Regions from separate parts of the Mus musculus genome. Here region 2 is linked to region 1. Evidence: chromatin loops called from intact Hi-C (ENCODE). Cell type or tissue: gastrocnemius. All regions are shown on one strand. Each heading gives the region's core, and the rest is flanking DNA. Links, peaks and the distances in the headings are about the cores only.

Region 1 (6,118 bases), core at 450-5,449:
ATGGAGCTGGGCCTCCAGATCTGGGACACCAATTCTGGATTCGCCCACAAAATCTTGGGGAATGCGACTAGTGGATGGAGAGGGAAGGGAGGGAGGGTCCTGCTGGCGCTGCTGCACCCTCGTAACTGGGCCTGACTCTCTTGTCAGCAGCAGTAGGAGCCAGAGAGCGAATCCTGAGTGCTATGAAGATGTGACTGTCGCCCTGTCCCACCCTTTGTCCACAGTCCCAACTACTTGGAAGGCTGAGACAGGAGGGTCACTTGCACCCAGGATTCAAGGCCAGTTTAAGCTACACAGCAAGACCCTGTATTTTAAAAACAAGAAAGCATGAATGTAGAGTTGGGGGTGTGACATGAAAGAGTGCCTTTTGACCACGTACAAAGCTCTGGAGTTGACTGACAGTGGCAAACAGAGAGAGGGCCAAGGGAGAATCAACTCTGAGTCCCCAAGCCAGGCCAGGGTAAGCAAAGAGGCGGATGGAGCCAGGATGCAAGCAGGCCGGGCCAGGCAGGAAGCAATGGGCGGCACACAGTAATGACCAAGGCCTACTGCTTGCTGCTTGAGGAGGAAACCAGTTCTGTTCTGGGCTTGCATTTACTTTTTACTTTCAAACCAGTTAGCAAAAGAAATTATTGCTCCCAGCACTGGGAGATGGAGGCAGGAGGAGCTCTGTGAGTTCAAGGCCAGGCTGGTCTACAAGTGAGTTCCAGGCCAGCTAGGGCTACACAGTGAGACCCTGTTGCAATTAAAAAGAAAGAAAAATGAAAAAGAAAAAAATAATACATTGCAGATATATCAAACTAGTTCACACAGTGGCAGAAAGAGCTGCCAGGAACATGCGGGCTGAGCAGCTCGCCCTCTGCAGCCACAGCCCTCTGGGAACTCAGGTGCCAAAGGTGCCCCTTGCGAGACCAACCAACCCCGCTTTGAAAAGGAGAGAAGCCGCTAGGCGTGGGTGGTGCAGAGAGTGCAGCTTGTTTTGCCCACAGTGCCTGTGTGCCCTGCTCACCACACACATACCCCTCTTAACCGCAGCAGTAATTCGGGGGTTTAGGTCCAGCTGATCCAAGTCCATTCCTAAGTGGTCTCAGCAGGGGCATGCAGAGCTGACGGTGACAGCACACAGCAGAGCTGACAGGCACACAGCGACGGATGGTGACACACACCAACTCAGACTTCCTGTGGGAAGGTGACACACAGGGCGGTCCGAAGCCAAAGTGTGGTTAGGTGTCCCACTGAGCGCCGAGGACAGGTGTCTCCCGGTCCATGAGAGCTAAGGATGGTGCTCCTGCGTGCACCGTCAACCCTGAGGAGGACTAGGCAGTCTGGAAGCCTAGGTTCACTCCAGATGTTGGCACAGAACTAATTCAGCCGTAGTCAACATCCTGAAGGTGTCAGTGCGGGGGGGTGGGGGTGTGGGGGTGGGGGGGGTGGGACAAGGTAGCTGCCCCTTGCTGCTCCCCTTCAACTTCCTGGGGCATAGAGGGGTCTTGCTCAGCATTCCCCAGCTTTTTGTGAGTTTGGGATTTTGAAGGATGGTGGGAGAAATTGAACCTGGTCAGAGAACAACAGAAGAGGCAGCTCCACCGTACCAGAAAGCACAGAGAAAGTCTCCCGAAAGGGGCCCGGAGGGGACAGCACCAGGCCAGTGTGAGGAAAGGCGTGTCCTACAGTACACTGCAATGGGTTCAAATGACAGTGCCAAGAGGCACTAAGGATGGGGTGGAGTGGCTCAGGAGCCAAGTTTGAGGAGGCCGAGGACGTGAGATCTGGTGCTGGGCAGGTTTGGTGGGCTGCCAGTAATCCCAGGGCTCAGAAGGCAGAGACAAGTTCCTCAGAGCAGGCCGACAGGCTGAATCTGTGGACTTTGGGTTCGTAGGGCAAGTGATGGAGGAATATATGTCAGACATCTGCCTTCCACACACGCACACACATCAGTACGGATGCAAACGGACATACACGTATGTACATACAACACACACACATACACCACACCACACAGGGCAGGAGGGAAGGGAGAACATGCTTTCAGACACAAAGCTCTGGCACCAGAACTCAAAGGTCCCCCAAGCCATCGCTACAGCGTCCAGTGGTGAACCAGAGCAATCACAGGGCTTGGTGGAGACTGGACAGAGGACATAGTCAGGGGCGGGTTCTATCTGTGCACCCGCAAATGCCAAGGCCTTGAGGCAGCTAACCTTGCTTTACAAAGTGCCACTGAGCAACTTCTACTTCAACACTGAGAACCTGTGTCTCAGACAAAAGCACAGAGCTCCATGCTCCACTTGGCCGCCTGCCTTCCGGAGAAGTAGGGTTACACCAGCTCATCCCTCCAACTGGGCTAGAGTGTGTCCAATTGTGTCAGAGAGAGAGCAAAGCTCCTGGGTAGCTGATTTGGCCAATTACCCAAAGAAGCTAGAGGGTGAGGCGCGCGCGGTGGCTCACACCTGTATCAGTGCGAGGAAGGCTGAGGCAGGACTGCTGAATCCAAGGCCAGCCTAGGCTACACGCACAATGTGACTCGTCCTTACGAACACCACAAGAAAAACAAAAGTCACAGATCAAATCTGCAGCGAGTGGTCACGCTGTGGCTGGCCTGGGACTCTAGTGCGGAAAGCAGGTCCCGCGCTCAGTTCGATTCCTTCAAACCCCGCTACGGGCTTGAAGGGGTGCCCCGCTGGGGAAGCTCGTTCTTGAGTCCCGACCTGGGGCGCTCGAAACCCACAGTGTCCTCTGTCCTCTCCCGCCACCCCATGTTCGGCCACTCGCGATCAGCTAACTCACCTCCCGGATCAGCGACCCCGCAAGTCTCCCGCGCGCTCCGCCCGCTCCTGAAGCCCCGCCCATCTCAATCTTCTCTTCCAATGAGAGGCCAGAGTCCGAGTCTGCTCCACCCAGAAGAAACGAAGAGGCGCCTACGTGGCTGACTAATTGGCCAATCCGAAGTCACACTCTCCCTAGAGGGGCGAGGGTGCCCCTCCGGTCTTCACCGCCGATTGGTGGCCAGCCGTAGGGGCGGGATCCTTGCACGGATTGGAGAAGGGCGACTCTGGGGCGGATACTACTCTCCGATTGGTTCATATTACGAGCTCTGGCTGCGGATTGGGCTTCGGAGCTGTCATCGTGTCTGCGGGCGGGGCGGGGTGGCGCCTTGTGTGGGCTCAGCGCGGGCGGTGGCGTGAGGGGCTCAGGCGGAGACATGTCCTCGGGGGTGGCCGCGCGTCGCGACGCCAAGAAGCTTGTGCGCTCGCCAAGTGGCCTGCGCATGGTGCCGGAGCACCGCGCCTTCGGAAGCCCTTTCGGCTTGGAGGAGCCGCAGTGGGTTCCGGACAAGGAGGTGCGTCCTAGCCCCCGGGTCCCCAACCCGAGCCGGGGCGTCTCCCGCCTCCGTCCTAGGGACGCTCGGCCGCGGCTCCCCTCCGGGCGTTCCCGCTGTCCCTTCTGCGCTGTGGGGCGTTTTCCATTCCTTGGCGGTCATTGGCTGCGCGGTGCGGAGCCCCGGGGAGGCCCGAGGGGGAGCGGTGGAGCGGCTCACCCGTGAGCCGTGCGCGAGTTTGGGGCTGGAGTGTGTCCGTGGGGCGAGGGTGAGGGAGTCCGCCTCCACCTGCCCACGGAGGAACGGTGCCAAAGGGTTTGCAATCTTCGAAGTTCTAAACTCTGCAAAGCTTGGCCACTTGGGAGAAAATAGGAGCAATTCACGCATTCCATGCGATTTTATTTCAAAGCAAATTAAATATCTTTAAAAGACACCAACGAAAGTACTGGCGACTTTGATAAACTTTGAAACAACTTTTCTTCATTTATTCATGTGTGTATGTGCCTTTGTCCCCAATGTCACAGCGCTGGTGTGTAGATCAGAGGATAATTTGTAGAAGAGAGTTTTCTTAAACCATCTGGGTCCCAGGGACGGAATTCAGGTCTCAGGTGTGGCGGCACGTGCCTTTACTTGGTGAGCTATCTTAATGGCTCGTGTAAATTCATCCATGTTTCTGTTTCTCTCCCTCCTTCCCTTTCTCCCTCTCCTTCCCTTCCTCCCCTCTCCCCCTCCCACCTCCCCGTCCTTGGCCTAGCACTCATAAGATCTGCCTTCAGAGTGCTAGGCATGCACTACCACACGCCTCTACCACACACTGTTGCTATGTTGTCCTCGAACTCCTCCTCCCTCAGCCTCTTGAGTTAAAGATGTGCTTCACCACACCTGGCCTCCTCCCAAATTTTTTAAGTTAGAGTCCCTGCTTGGAATTCTAATCAGCTGCTCTTCTTTCCCCTTGAGAGCTCATCCACAGGTGGCCGAGGCCAGCGGCTTCTTAGAGTGAGGTCCAGTGTTCTTGAAACAGGGACTGGAGAGCCACCCGTGCGTGCAGCCAGAAGGTTGTAGCCTGGCTGCTGTTGCTCTGCACCCCACCCCACCCCCCAAACTCTGAAGTTCCTGAGAGCCCTGAAGGAGAAGGTTCATCTTGTACTCAGAGCCCCTGGCTATACCAGGTGTGTCACTGAGCCGTCCCTGCCCTCCTGGTTGTGCCCTCAGTTTTGCACTTTACCTTTGTACTTAGGCATCTGAGCACATAGTTCCTCTTGGGTGCAAAGATAACTGAGCACAACCCTCGAGTGCACTTAGCGTCCCTGAAGTGGGTGTGGGCTTAGGAATGGGCCAGCGTGATCATTCGTGGTGTAGGTAGGTGTCTGAGTTCAGGGTAGTGAGTTCCAGGCCAGCCAGGGCTATACAGTGGGACCCTGTCTTAAAAAGACAAAAAAAAAGGGTGTGTGTGTGTGTGTGTGTGTGTGTGTGTATGTTGGAATACAACCTGGACTCCAGCCCCTGGACGGAGTGGGTGTTGGGGAGGTGGCTCAGCGGAATAAATTGCTTGTGAATGAGTCTAGAACTGGTCAGACATAACTGTTTCCAGGAAAGGCCAATAATGCCTAGATTGGAATAAGGGGCACATTTGGGGCGGGTGGAGGAGGCCAGTGGGGTGGGAAGCCGAGTGGGAAAAGTGTTCACTGGCTCTAGGCCGGGGCTCTAGAGGAGCTATCTCAACATTCCTCCTGCTCTACAGGGGGTCCTTTAAGGTAGATGTTTCCCCCGATTGACACCTGATGAAATCTTTATGTAAAACTTTAAAATTTACAGTGTTTGTGGTACATCCCCATAAGTCTGGATAGCTTGACAGAACTCCATGTCTGTGCCAAGCAGGGAGGAGAGGTTGCTCTGACTGGAGTGCCGAGGAGAAGGGCGCCGACTCTGTGAGTGTCTCAGGCTTGGCTTTGCAGGGGTGACCATGACTGAGAGATGCTTGGACAAGCATAGGTGGCAAACTCCCACTGTAGGGAGGGTGGAGCCCAGGGCCTGATGGGGGGGGGGGCACTCTCCAGTCCAGTCAGGATTCAGGCCTCAGCTCCCCTTGCAGCCTGAGAACCCCGTTCAGCAAGTGCTTTATGGGGAAAAGAATGGGGTTTTGCAGCGCCTGCCAAGCCCGGCCTGGTGCTGAACCCCAGAGTTGGGGTGCTGCTTGTGAACATCTTAGTTGTTCCTGGGGGAAGGGCGATTGATCTAACTGGGAAAGGCTGGGATTCCACAAGTGTTAGGATTCGCCTTGTGCTCCTCCCACGGCTGCAGGAGCCTCCTTGTGTGTTCTAGCTCTGGAACCATCGCCCTGTGGGAGGCTTCCCTCCCACGGCTGGCCGAGAGCCGGGTAAGAGTCGGGATGAAGTTCCGGATCCAGTGCCAGGCTGTAGTTTTCACAGTTGTAAAGTGCAGACCTGATAGCAGTCCCTGAGGTGGAGCTGCCCTCTCACTTCTCCTGAGCCTGCAGCTTCCAGCCCCAACAAAGGCTTCCTTCCTCCTCTCCTCTGTGTGTGTGTGTGTGTGTGTGTGCGCACACGCGCGCGCGTGTGTCTTCTCCTTTGAACTTTTTTCTTTTTTAATGTATATGACTGTTTCCCCTGTATGTTTGCCTGTGTACACATGCATGCTTGGTGCCTGCAGAGGTCAGCAGAGGGTGTTGGGTTCCCTAGAGCTGTGAGCCATTGTGGACGTGCTGGGTCCTGAACCCAGATCCTCTGCAAGAGCAGGCCGTGCTCTTAACTGCTGAGTCGCCTCCTTAGCTCGCAGGCTGGC
Region 2 (6,118 bases), core at 462-5,461, 100 kb before region 1:
AGGATCTGCACCTCAATCACCGCCCTCCTCCTGGCCTCCCGGATGCAGGGGTTTTTCTCCAGACTCACTTCATCCAGCTGTCCGATCAAGCCCTGCAGCTCTGTCTTGGCCCTCAGGTACAACTCAGGAGGGCTCTGCGCCTGGAGAAGTTCATTTTTTATCTCTCTCATCCTCTTGAGAACATTTTCTATTTTTATAATGGAATGGTTCTGTCCCAGGTCAAATGCATGTGTACTGTCAGCTTCCTCTTCTAAGTCTAGGTATTTCAGTAATTTGTTGATATCTTCCACCACCTCCCTCCGATAATTTCTGATCTCTGTACGCCCACACACATCTAGAGCATCTAAGTCAGCAATCAGTCCTGACAGCACGCAGGATAAGTGCCTGCAAGTCTCGGAACTGTCCACGCCCATCAGAAGTGCGATCAGCGTCCCTCTGGCCTTGTTCACCTCGCACATGACAGAGTTGATTTTGGCCACTGAAGGATGCACATCCTCAGACAGTGGCAGGGACGGCTGCTTCTTCATACAGTCCTCAATAACCTCCTGTACCGCGCAGATCTTGGTGAGCGTGCGGTACCTGGCTTTCCGCAAGGAGACCTTCCCTCCGGTCTTCACGTGCGTCAGCCTCAGAATGATGTCCTGGATGCCTTCCTCAAACTCGTCAGTCACACAGTTGCCTCCGCTGTAAAAGGGCACAATCTTGTCTTTCACAAGGGCCTGAGCCTCCTTAAAGATATTCTGGATTTCGATGCGGTGTGGGTGGTTGGCATTCTGCTCCAACTCCTTGAGGAGACGTTCTGTCTCCTGTGCCGCCCGCTTCCTAGCTTGCTGGATATCTCCTTTTCCTTCCGTATCCACAGAGTCAATTTCAAAAAGTTGTTTGGTCAGAATCCTCTCCAGCCTCTTGTAGTTCTTGTCATCCGACAGGCCGCTGAAGCCGACCACTTGCGGCTCTATAGCCTTTACTTCCCGCTGGATCTCCTGAAGCCTACTAATGGAGGGGTGTTGGTTTCCCATATCCATACTTCTGTGTTCAGTTTCACAAGCACTGAAAGATAGCAAGAATGATAACGTATTAGTCTCTGCAGGACAAGAACCCACTCTAAACACTCCTTCTTAGTACACTTGTTAAAAGGGCTCATTCGGGCTGTGGAGATAATTTTTCATCAAGTGTCCAAGCTGGAATTCCAGAACACATGTGGAAAAAAAAAAGCTGGGGCGGAGCTGGAGAGAGGGCTCAGTGGTTAAAGGTGCTGGCTAGAGGACCTGGGTTTGATTACCAGCACTCACATGACAGTGCATGACCACACAGGTAACCCCAGTCCCAGGGCATCTGATTCCCTTTCTGTCTTCAGAGGCACCAGGCACACAGTGATGCACAGACATCCATGCAGGCGAAGCGCCAACGCCCATGAAGTAAAACAGAAAAGCCAGGCAAGCCAGTGCCGGGGAGACGGCGATAGATGGATCTCGTGATTCACTGGCCAGCCCAGGTTAGCCTAACCGAGGACCTTCAGGACCATGGGAAGCCCCACTTCAAAAGCCAAAGTCAAAGGACACCAAGGAAATGATGGTGGGCGGGCAGGGAGGCCAAACTCTGGCACCTGGGCATGCACCAAAATACACAAAAGGTTTCGTCAAAGGTGTAAAAGGTTGCTTGAGGAAAGGGAAGATGTGACATGTCAACTCCCTCTCCTGAAAACAGCTGGACAGGAACAAAACAAAGCAAGCTCACCGGTGTGCTGGTGTATCCCTACAATCCTAGCGTCGGGGATACAGAGGAAAGGGAACTACGAATTCAAGATCACCATGGGCTACTTGGTGACCCTAAGAATTCAAAGCAAAACGGAAATAGGGGAACACGGTAGGGATTTGAACGACAGACAGAAGGTCCTCATGATCCAGCCTGGGTGGATGTCTAGGCCTATGAATTCTGTCTTAAACCATGAGAGCGAGCTGCGTACACTGCCATTCTAGTCAACCCACCAGGTTAGCAACACAATTTCCTTAGATCCCCCCCCCCCCCATCCTAATCTACTCTCTGGAACCAGTTTGGAAGTTAACAGTAGCTCTTCCACACTCACAGGAGCACCATTCGTCCAGACAGCTAGCTAACTTTCTACTTTTCTGAAAGAGGAGCTACGAAACTTCCAAATCCTCACCCTGACTTCAAATACCCGCCGCCCAAACCTGCCGACTGCGATTAACTCGGTCACTCGCCTCCCGGTATGTGCGCTTAGAGCATTTCCCACGCTCTCAGGTTTCTGTCAAACAGCTCACTTCTGGCGGGCAGGCCACAGAACTCAGTCCCCGGGAGGGTCCAAGCCCGGCCCTCGCAGAGCTTTTACCCCGGGAGGTCTGGGCGGCGGCGGTCTTGGCTGCCGCGGGGGGCTGCGAGGTGGGAGATCGGCCCTTCACGGGGAGCGGCACCGCAGCGGTGCCCCCAGCGGCATCCCCCCTCGCCCTTCCCGGCTAGGTCTGACCCGGGCAGCCGGTGAAGGGGCCGGCGGAGGCGGCGGCAGCTACTGGCCGCGGCGGCCGCTCCCGGGTCTCGGCCCGGCCGGACGCGCCGCCGCCTGACCTCACAATGGGCGCGCGGCGGGCGCGGGCCTGCGCAGCGAGGGCGGCGGAGCGCCCGAGGCCGGGAGAACGGAGCTCGCGCCCTCGCCCCACGCTCACCTGGGCCGCACGCGCCATCGCGCCCCGCCACCTACACTTCCGCAGCGTTGTCGCCGTCCTCGCAGAGCGGGCCCGTCAGCAGTGAGCCCGGGGAAAACTTGTCCTCTCCTCGTCCCGCGCGGGCCCCGCCGCCCGGCGTCCGTCCCAGGGAATGCGCACGGTCGGCCTCGCCGCGCGTCGGCTCGGGCTTTGCGACGCCGCCGTAACGCCAACCTTTCCACTGTCGCGATCCTGCCGTACGCGCGGGCCATGGCGGCTTTGCGGCCCGGAAGCAGAGCGCTTCGCCGGCTTCTCTGCCGGTCCTTCTCCGGCGGCGGCGGCGTTAGGTTGGCCCGTGAGCGCCCTACGGATCACAGGGATGCGGCGTCCAGCCGGGTAAGCGGGACGCCGGGGGCGCTGGCAGGGAGGAAGGCCGCCGAGCAAACCCACGCCGCCTGCACCTCTCCGACGGACTGATGATCACTGCCCGGGATCCGCTGTGGAGAGCGCGAGCCTTGCTTATCCCCGAGTTAATTCCCATTTGTATTAACACAGCTCTTGAAGGGTGTTCTTTCTCATTTTCGCATCGTTAAGATTAGTGTTCGACTTAAAGCCGTGGCTGACTTCATCATCCCACTTCTGTAGACTTCGCATTGTTTGTAAACGTGCACGCGATGTCAGAGATCCACAGTGCAGGTCTGCAGCAAGAATGGGCGTGAAGCCTTTTTCAAAAAAACAATTGCTGGGCTGGAGAGATGGTTCAGCTGTTAGGAACACCGAAGACAGTAACAATGCACTCACATATATAAAACTAAATAAAGCTTTTTTTTTTTAGTCAGTTGCACTTCTTTTTTTTTTTTTTTTAAGATTTATTTATTTATTATATGTAAGTACACTGTAGCTGCCTTCAGACACTCCAGAAAAGGGAGTTCACATCTCGTTACGGATGGCTGTGAACTACCATGTGGTTGCTGGGATTTGAACTCTGGACCTTCCAAAGAGCAGTCAGGTGCCCTTACCCACTGAGCCATCTCACCAGCCCTCAGTTGCACTTCTTTGCAACAGAATGCTTTGCTTAAGGAAGGCCTAGGTTGCCAGGCGTGGTGGCCCACGCCTTAATCCCAGCACTCGGGAGGCAGAGGCAGGCAGATTTCTGAGTTTGAGGCTAGCCTGGTCTACAGAGTGAGTTCCAGGACAGGGCTACACAGAGAAACCCTGTCTCGGGAAAAAAAAAAAAAGGCCTAGGTTTAGAGTCTATCAGTCATATGAAAACGCTAAGGCTGGAGGTAAAACATTAATCAGTGGCTACTAACACTTCAATGACCACTAAGCTAGTGATAGAGACTAGAGAGCTTGGTTTAAGCAATAATGAAGAGAGGGAAGGAGGGATGAGGAGAGAGAAGAGAGATGGAGAAAATTAAGAATTGCAAAATGTGCTTGCTGTGAAAATTTTCATCTCTGCTATGCTGTGTCTCCTTGCACACTTTTAGCTTTGAAGTTCTGACTACTCCAGTTTAGATTTGTTGCCTTAGGACCCTGGCCTCTGGCTCAGTTTCCTGGCACAAGAAAAAAAACAAGCCTTCACTTCTGTCTTTAGAAAATATAACTCTAGTCCTTGGGCAGAAAAGATGAAACAGGTGCCTGAACATGCTTTGGGAGGGGAAAATTTAACTCACCCAGCAGCTTTCTCGTGGTCAGAGTTTGCCTTAACATTCATTTTTACTTTTTTAAAAATTGCAATGATTTTGTGTGATATGCCTGCGGCAGAGTTGAGAGGACAGCTTTCTGGAGAGCCTTTATCCCTTCCATGGTTGGTGCCAGGGGTGGAACTCAGGCTTTCTTATGAAACGCTTTCCCCTCTGAGCCATCTTGCCTGACCTTCGTTTCTGGTGAACTAATGCTGGAGAAGGCTAAGAAGCCCGCAGTCTTGGAAGAGTCTTGCTGGAGGCCTGGCGGCACCGCCTTCAACTGGAAAGGCAAGCTGGTCAGCATTGCAGCTTCAGGGGGGTCAGGGTTACACACACGATGAGACCCTCTCTCAAAACAAGGTACCTGGGGTCTGGATCCTCAGGGTAAACCCTTCAGCCTTTTGGAGTCTCAGGGCAAGCCTGTGCTGCTCAACTCTTGGAGAGTCGAAGAGGGAATGACTGTGGCTAGGGGGCCTGACTACCAGCCAGAGCTTGCCTAATTCTGTACTCCCTGTGCTATGGTTTTTAGGATCTAAATGACCTATTATGGTAAATATTGGGAGGCACAAAAGAAAACAGTTCTGCCTCAGGGCTGTTTCCTCTGTGTTGCTACTTTGTTTCCTGAGTTATTAAATGGCTGTAAGACGGATTGCTGTATTGCAAAGAAACTTTGTAAATAGCACGTCTTAAAGGTAACTTTGTGCTTCAAGGGAGAGACAGAGCAGATCTCTGAGTTTGAGGCCAGCCTCATCTGGCTACACAGAGAAACTCTATCTTGAAAACCAAACCAAACAAAGAAGTAAAAACTTAAAAAGAACATTGCAAACTATTTCTTCTTCAATAAAATAAATCCTCTACTAGTTAACTGTGCACATTTTTCTTTATCTCTCCAGTCTTGCTTTAAGAAGACCCACTTTTCAAACCTTCATAACTTCATTTCTGGTCTCTTTGTACTTATTGCTCTCCCCCCCCCCACCTTTTTTTTTTTTTTTTTTTGTCTTTGGCGAATCATGCTGGGGGTTAGTCTTGGACTTTGTGTATAGCCGAGGATGACCTTGAATCTCTCCTCTGCCTCCCCCACCCCCTCCAGGACTGAGTCACAGCGACCATCCTGGTGTTTTGGTCTTTTGTTTTGTTTGTTTTGTTTTTTGATTTGAGACAGGGTTTCTCTGTGTAATCCTGGCTGTCCTGTAACTCTCTCCCAAAGACCAGGAGGGCCTCAGACTCACAGAGATCTGCTTGTCTCTGCCTCCCAACTGCTAGAATTAATGGCAGGCACTACCATGCCCTGCTGGAGGGTTTGTTCTTTGTTTATTGTTTTGTTTTGTTTTGTTTTGTTTATGTGTATAAATTTTTTGCCTATGTGTATATCTGTACATCACATGTATACAGTGTCTGTAGATGCTAAATGTAGCATGTTGGATCCTCTGGAAATGGAGTTACAGATGGTTGTCAGCTTCCATGTGGGTGCTGGGAATTGAACTTGGGTCTTCTGGAAGAGCAGCCAGTGCTCTTAACCACCAACCCATCTCTCCAGCCCCAGGGGTAAAAGTTGAATGAAATACAGGACATTTACGCCATTTACATCCTCATCATTAACAAAGAAAACACCGAATGATTGTACACTGAGCAGGCCTGTTGCCCATCACTGGAACCATGGCCTCCTGACCTGACATATCATTACTGCTGTGGCATTCCTCAAAAATGTTAAAATAGTCTAGGTAAGCTAGGTGTGGTGGCGCACGCCTTTAATCCCAGCACTGGGGAGGC

Evidence for each region. A loop is a pair of places that touch in the nucleus more often than their neighbours do. Peaks named below come from ENCODE experiments on the same cell type or tissue, not always from the same donor. Only the 100,000 strongest peaks of a DNase experiment are listed, where the experiment ranks them.
Region 2: a loop joins it to region 1, with 13 times the contacts of the local background. A loop is called at or near these places in 1 of 42 quality-filtered maps.

Annotation. Positions count from the first base shown.
Region 1 is chr12:111,811,041-111,817,158 of GRCm38, forward strand. Xrcc3 (X-ray repair complementing defective repair in Chinese hamster cells 3) reads right to left here and starts at 2,839. Exons shown (of 8, transcript NM_028875.3): 1 at 2,785-2,839; 2 at 1,021-1,179. The coding sequence starts at 1,075. It overlaps Zfyve21 (zinc finger, FYVE domain containing 21), which reads left to right and starts at 3,130. Exons shown (of 7, transcript NM_026752.4): 1 at 3,130-3,337. The coding sequence starts at 3,200. In gastrocnemius, for the core only: no CTCF peak of the experiment used is centred there; DNase peaks (open chromatin) are centred at 2,363 and 2,987; H3K4me3 peaks cover 3,354 bases; H3K27ac peaks cover 2,820 bases.
Region 2 is chr12:111,710,363-111,716,480 of GRCm38, forward strand. It overlaps Bag5 (BCL2-associated athanogene 5), which reads right to left and starts at 2,894. Exons shown (of 2, transcript NM_027404.2): 1 at 2,682-2,894; 2 at 1-1,050. The coding sequence starts at 1,025. Coa8 (cytochrome c oxidase assembly factor 8) reads left to right here and starts at 2,907. Exons shown (of 5, transcript NM_026511.2): 1 at 2,907-3,056. The coding sequence starts at 2,931. In gastrocnemius, for the core only: a CTCF peak has its summit at 2,804; DNase peaks (open chromatin) are centred at 2,414 and 2,835; H3K4me3 peaks cover 3,370 bases; H3K27ac peaks cover 2,862 bases.